Regions from separate parts of the Mus musculus genome. Here region 2 is linked to region 1. The links are chromatin loops, found by intact Hi-C in ENCODE. Cell type or tissue: left cerebral cortex. All regions are shown on one strand. Each heading gives the region's core, and the rest is flanking DNA. Links, peaks and the distances in the headings are about the cores only.

Region 1 (2,899 bases), core at 157-2,656:
CTTCCATACTGCTGTTCATCACCAAGGAAGTCAGGACTGGAACTCAAGCAGGTCAGGAAGCAGGAGCTGATGCAGAGGCCATGGACGGCTGTTGCTTACTGGCTTGCTTCCCCTAGGTTGCTCAGCTTGCTCTCTTATAGAACCCGGGACTACCAGCCCAAGGTTGGCACCACCTACGATAGGCCCTCCCAGCTTGATCAACAACCAAGAAAATGCCTTACAGCTGGATCTCATGGAGGCACTTCCCCAACTGAAGCTCCTTTCTCTGGGATAACTCCAGCCTGTGTCAAGTTGACACAAAACCAGCCAGTACAACTACATAGAGATACCCTGTCTCAAAACCAAACAAACATCATCCAAAACAAACAAACAAACAAACAAACCCCAAAGAACAAAAAGTAAATGAACAAATAAGAGCAGATGTTTGGAGATAGAGAAAGGGGAGACCAGAGCCCACTGGCCTGGAACTCAGGGGTAGCCTGAAAGTCAAAGCAATCCCCCCACTTTGGCTTCCTGAATGCGGGGTTACAGATGTGAACCACCGTGCCCAGCTTACACTGTCCTGCAGTGTGGTTGGTAGAAGCTTCTCTAGTGCAGGGCATTTGTATTGTTTCCTCTGCTTCATCATGAACAACAGACTTTTGGTACCACCCTGTAATCTTACCTCTCAAGAGGAGGAGCATGAATTTGAGACTAGCTTGAGCTGTCTACTGAGACCTTGTCTCAAAGAAGGAGGGAGGTCGAGGAGGAGGAGGAGGAGGAGGAAGAGGAGGAGGAAGAGAAGGAAGGGTGATGACAGTGATGATGATGGTGGTGGTGGAGGTGGTGGTGGAGATGATGGAGATGAAGGAGGGAAGGGGAGGAGGGAGGAGGGGCTCACTGGTAGACCTGGCCAATGGACCAGCAAGTTGACTCAATGGTAAAGCCACTTGTTGCCAAATCTGTGGGATCCCCAGAGCCCACATGATGGAAGAGAGCATCATCTCCTGCAAGTTGTCCTTGTCACCCACTCAGACAGTGGTGAGAATCCTTACCACACAGAAAGAAACATAATGAAGATTTTAGAAAAGGAAACAAACAGGAGGTCCAAAAGGAAAATGTGGGACCAAAAGCAGAAGTCAGTCCTTGCAGGCCTGAATGTGTCCACTAGATGGCATCAAAGCTCACAAGATCGCCTTCCTCTTCCAAGGCAGAGCCGCAAGGCTCCTGGAAGACCTACCAGTGTGCTCTCTGAAGCCCGGCTGAGCCGCAGGACGGCTGGCTGCCGATGGTTACACAGTGTGGGTTGTGACATAGTCCGCAACACCCAGGAGAGCTACAACTTCTCTCTAATTTGCACAGGTTCAGAAAGTGCTCCCACGGAGGAAGGGTAGGAAGCTGCAAATCTGGAGGGGCGAGGAGGCGGTGAGGAATGTGCAGCCGACCCCTGCAGAGGAGCCAGCTGCTGCCGGAAAAAGTTGGACCATCTGGAAGACCCTCCGTGTGGGCATAAAGGCTCAAGAATGACGACAGCACAGACCCCCTCGCTGAAATAGAATGTGCTGTCTGGAAAACTGAAAAGACAGGGGACAGGGTACCGGTACGGGTACTGGACGCGAAGTGGGGTTGAAATTCTTAAAGTCCCCACCCACACAAGGGTCTTTGTCCTCATGTATCTAGGAAAGTTCCCTCTGGTCACTACTGCAAAGCCAGCCCTGCTGTTCAGCCCCCACCCCCTGCGGGGCCCGCATCTGCCCCTCTCTCTGGAACATCAAAAGGTTTCTCAGGCTCCAAGTACCACAGACCTGATTTCTGAGCCGCGCCTGTCCGGTCGGTTTGCAGAGCACCCACCAGCTGCGGTCTCGGTACATCAGGCACGGCGTGTGCTCCCATCACTCAAAGGACTAAGAAGGAGGGAAAGAGGACAACAGTGGATGCTGACCACACAGAAACAAATGACAGAGTGTATCTCCCAAAGACAGCAGCACCCGCTCTTGAACCTCATCCACTTCTTACAACATGGGGTGGACAGTCCTCTTCAGACCCTGGAGTCTGTTTCCTTCCCTTGGATCTGGGAGCTCTTGTGTTCCCAGTGTTTTGTGTTCCTGGTGGCGGGGACCCACGCCTGAAGTCCATCTACCTGGGAACTCCTACTCGGCTACGCGGCTAGCCTGGGAGACCCAAGGTCTGGGCTGGGTGAGGGGCCTTAGATCAGACAGCAGAACATGGGACCAAGCCAACACAGTGACTCCTCGGTAGCTTTAAGCCATCGGAGCAAACAAAGAACAGAGGGGAGATGGCTCAGGCCACACCGCCGACTCACACAAGCAAACTGTGTTAAGCCACTACTTCTTTATTTCCCCGGCGGCAGCTGTTTCACAACTTGTACTAGTTAGGTTTTGTTAATGTGACAAACTAGAGTCATCTAGAAAGAGGGAACCTCAACGGAGGAGTGGCTTCTGACAGACTGACCTGTGGGCATGTCTGAGGGACATTTTTCTTGATTAATGATTGGTGCGGAAGGACTTAGCCCACAGAGGGTGTGTCACCCCTGGGCAGGTGGTCCTGAGTTGTATAAGAAAGCAGGCTGAGCAAGCCATGGAGAGCAAGTCGGTAGGCCCCGGCGCCTCTGCTGTTCCTGCTTCCGGTTCCTGCCTCGCTTCCCTTGAGCGTGGACTATGAGGTGGACGTGCAAGCCAAATAAACCCTTTTCTAAGTAGCTTTTGGTTATAGTGTTTATCATAGCAACAAAAAGCAAACTAGACCAGAACCTATTAAAACCCAAAGTTCCTGGTGGCAAGCTATCTGTTTGCATGGCACTAGAAGGTTTCCGGGACCCGGGCTTTCGAGTGGGAGTGGTGGCCCACGCCTGTAATCATAGCTCTCTCTGGAGGGCGAGGCAGAGCTATAGAGCAAGGCC
Region 2 (2,899 bases), core at 144-2,643, 180 kb after region 1:
CTGTTAGGCCTTCCTCCGTAAGGGCAGCTTTAAAAGCGCACTCTCTCCCTCATGAGTTGGTTGAGAGGTGCTGCAGGTAGAACCTAGGGCCTTGAGCACACTAGGCAAGCGTTCTACAACTCTGAGAGGATGGCTAAACACACTGAAACTATCGCTATCATCCCAAAAAGCAGTGAATAGCATAGAACAATAAATGTGAAGCCAGGTGTGGTAGTGCACACCTTTAATCGAAACACTTGGGAAGCAATAATAAGTGGATCTCCAGGCCAGTTTGGCCCACAAAGGTTCCAGGAGAGCCAGGGTTACAAACAAAAAGAATAAAATGTAATCTTAACGTGTTCCATAATAAACCATGGGTTTGTTTTGTCTTTTGAATGGCTAAGAGAATAGCCTAGTAGGAGTGGTGAAGATACACTGTGATGGCTGAGCACAGCAACATAACCAACAGCCATAGTGGCTATTCCTTATGGGGAGACTTCAAATACTGGGTTTTTGTGAAGGTTCCTCTTGCTTCAGGCCCTGCAGTGGCCTGCCTTCCCAAGGCAGGCAGCACACACTCGGTCTGGAGGCCTGGGCTCACCTGCTCTCCTTGTCGTCCTCCAGAAGCTGCAGTTTGTAATAGGAGTTCGTCCCTTTCACAATGTCCACCAGGCCAAGTGTGGCGCTGAACACCTTCCCACCTTTCTCCAGGACGTGTGCAGAGTGTTCCAGACCTGCCCCAGAGGCAAAGCTCCTATAGTTTTCTCCCTTGAAGGGCTAGGGTGCAATAGAGGGTTCTGTGGGCCTACGTGTCCCCAGTAAGTTTCATGTCACACCACCTTTAGAGGTCCCCACTGACCCACATGCTTCCAGGACTGGCCTGCTCCCTTCTGGCTACACTGACTGGAGATATCTCCTAATCTCTTGGGGTGCACGGGGAGGCTCTGACCACTCACCAGAGTCAGGATCAACGGCTGCTCCTCCCTTCAGAGTTAATTTCATCCTCTTTTCAGATTTGTTGACACCTTGGAAGGAAAGGACAGAGGAACTTAAAGACTCAACCAAGACAAAGGCAGGAGAGTTTCCAGAGCCACGTGTCATGGCGCCGCACACCACCTGCTGCCGAGGGCCTGCTGCTTTGTGTCCGCTAACACTGAAGGACACTGCTCGCTGCAGCACTTAGGGACAGAACAAAAGTCACAGGCAGGTCAGTTGGGCCTCACCTTCCTCCTTGACAGCACCCTTGCTCTTCTTGGAGGGTGCAGCTGACTTCCCCTTGGGGGCCACCACTTCACCAGGCTCTGCCTTCACCTCAGCCCCCCACGAGGACAAGCTGTGGGCCGAGAGCAGCTCTTGGAGGCTTTTAGTGGAGGCAGACACGTCCTGGAGGAAGTCCTCACACACAACTCGAACGTTGGCCGCTTTCACTTCCTCCATCTTCTTACTCATCTTCTCCACCTCCTCTGTTTACAACCAGACAGGGAGAAAGGAAAACCCCAACGATAGACTGAACGCATCCTCACTACAGCCCGACAACGCCAATGACCCCATCACCACCAACTTCTCTCCCAAGCTATAGCTGAATCTCATCCCAGCAGTCACGCTCCAGCGCCTGGCTGCCCCTTGGGTATGCAAAGCCAAGGGAGGCTACCTTCTCTAAACCTTGAGTGTGGTATCAGGAGGCACACAACTGAAATGGACTCTTAGGCCCAGACCCCTAACACTCAGCAGGAAAGTCTATAACATAAATGCGGGCCTGGGCTCCATCACCAGACTACAAAGTAATTAATAACCTCCACCTACCTACAGAGGACCCAGGATACCCCATGGAGCACTGGGGAGCAGTGTAAGCTTACGGGACTGAGCCACTGTGAACACATATACTACAGTACAGATCCTAGCTTTACATCAGGCTACAGTGGTGAGTCTGACCCCTAGCTGTGCCACACCAACCTTCACCACATTTGAACCACTGAACTTACTTTTAGTGCTGATACACAAGGAGGCCTTGTTGGCAGATCCTGTCAACTTGCCTCCGAGTTTCTCAATCACAGCTTTTGCTTCGTCCTTGTTCTGGGAGAGCTTCCCAAGAGTCAGGATCTTCATGTTAGACAGGGGCTTGTCTGGGGTAAGAGATCAGAAGCAACAGGCTACGACCACTCAACTCTAACCCCAGGAAAGGATGAATGGAGGCAAGACAAAACAGCTGGCTTTAGGAGAAACCATAGAAGCCACAGAGCCTGGCCAGCCTTGGTCTTCACTCTTTTCTTTGGGAAAACTTTATGAAGACAGGCGCCAACAGGCAGCGGGGAAACAGAGGGCAGAACAGCAAATCAAGGACCCAACCCATGAGTTCTGCAACTGAGAAAACTGGGTAGGGCATAGGCCACACACAGAACAGGTGACCCAGGCTGGCTACCCGGGGACTGCTTGGGGGGGGGGGGGGCAGACTAGAAAGGCTGCATCTAGAGAGATGAGAGACCAGAAGGCTAGAAGAAGGTGGGTGGAGAGCTCTGAGTGCTTCACACTCTCCTCTCCTAACTCCTGAGTAAGAAAGCACAGTTCTTATTTGCAAATCAGACTTGTTGCTGACAAAGCTAAAAGGTTTGGTTAGCATGGCCACACTGAGCTAAGTTGTTCTAGGCAAAGGGTGGCCAGCCTTAATGTCAGGCTGGTGACAGCACTAACTGTCAGGTTGGTAAGGATGGGGTAAGGATGTTGGTAAGGATGAGTTGAAGGTAGAAACACAGCACTGGTTATAGCTAGGCCACAGGCCATTGCTTCGGATCTCCCAACTGGGAGATCTTGTCTGTTCTTTCTAGGGGGTGGATATTGAGGACATTACCTGTATTTCTCTTAAGGCTCTGTAGAGAACAAAATCACTGATTTGGGTATGAAGTGCAAACAAGGAGACCAGAAA

Evidence for each region. A loop is a pair of places that touch in the nucleus more often than their neighbours do. Peaks named below come from ENCODE experiments on the same cell type or tissue, not always from the same donor. Only the 100,000 strongest peaks of a DNase experiment are listed, where the experiment ranks them.
Region 2: a loop joins it to region 1, with 2.1 times the contacts of the local background. A loop is called at or near these places in 2 of 42 quality-filtered maps.

The regions. Positions count from the first base shown.
Region 1 is chr1:180,762,363-180,765,261 of GRCm38, reverse strand. It overlaps Gm38293 (a long non-coding RNA gene), which reads left to right. Exons shown (of 2, transcript XR_865779.2): 2 at 1,342-2,698. Among named protein-coding and RNA genes, the nearest start is that of Gm38293, 4.8 kb to the left of the region's middle. In left cerebral cortex, for the core only: a CTCF peak has its summit at 1,143 (motif pointing right); a DNase peak (open chromatin) is centred at 1,163; H3K4me3 peaks cover 501 bases.
Region 2 is chr1:180,586,464-180,589,362 of GRCm38, reverse strand. Parp1 (poly (ADP-ribose) polymerase family, member 1) reads right to left here. Exons shown (of 23, transcript NM_007415.3): 9 at 1,962-2,102; 10 at 1,203-1,442; 11 at 936-1,004; 12 at 581-713. It overlaps Mir6904 (microRNA 6904), which reads right to left and starts at 2,162; the gene lies at 2,096-2,162. In left cerebral cortex, for the core only: no CTCF peak of the experiment used is centred there; a DNase peak (open chromatin) is centred at 1,358.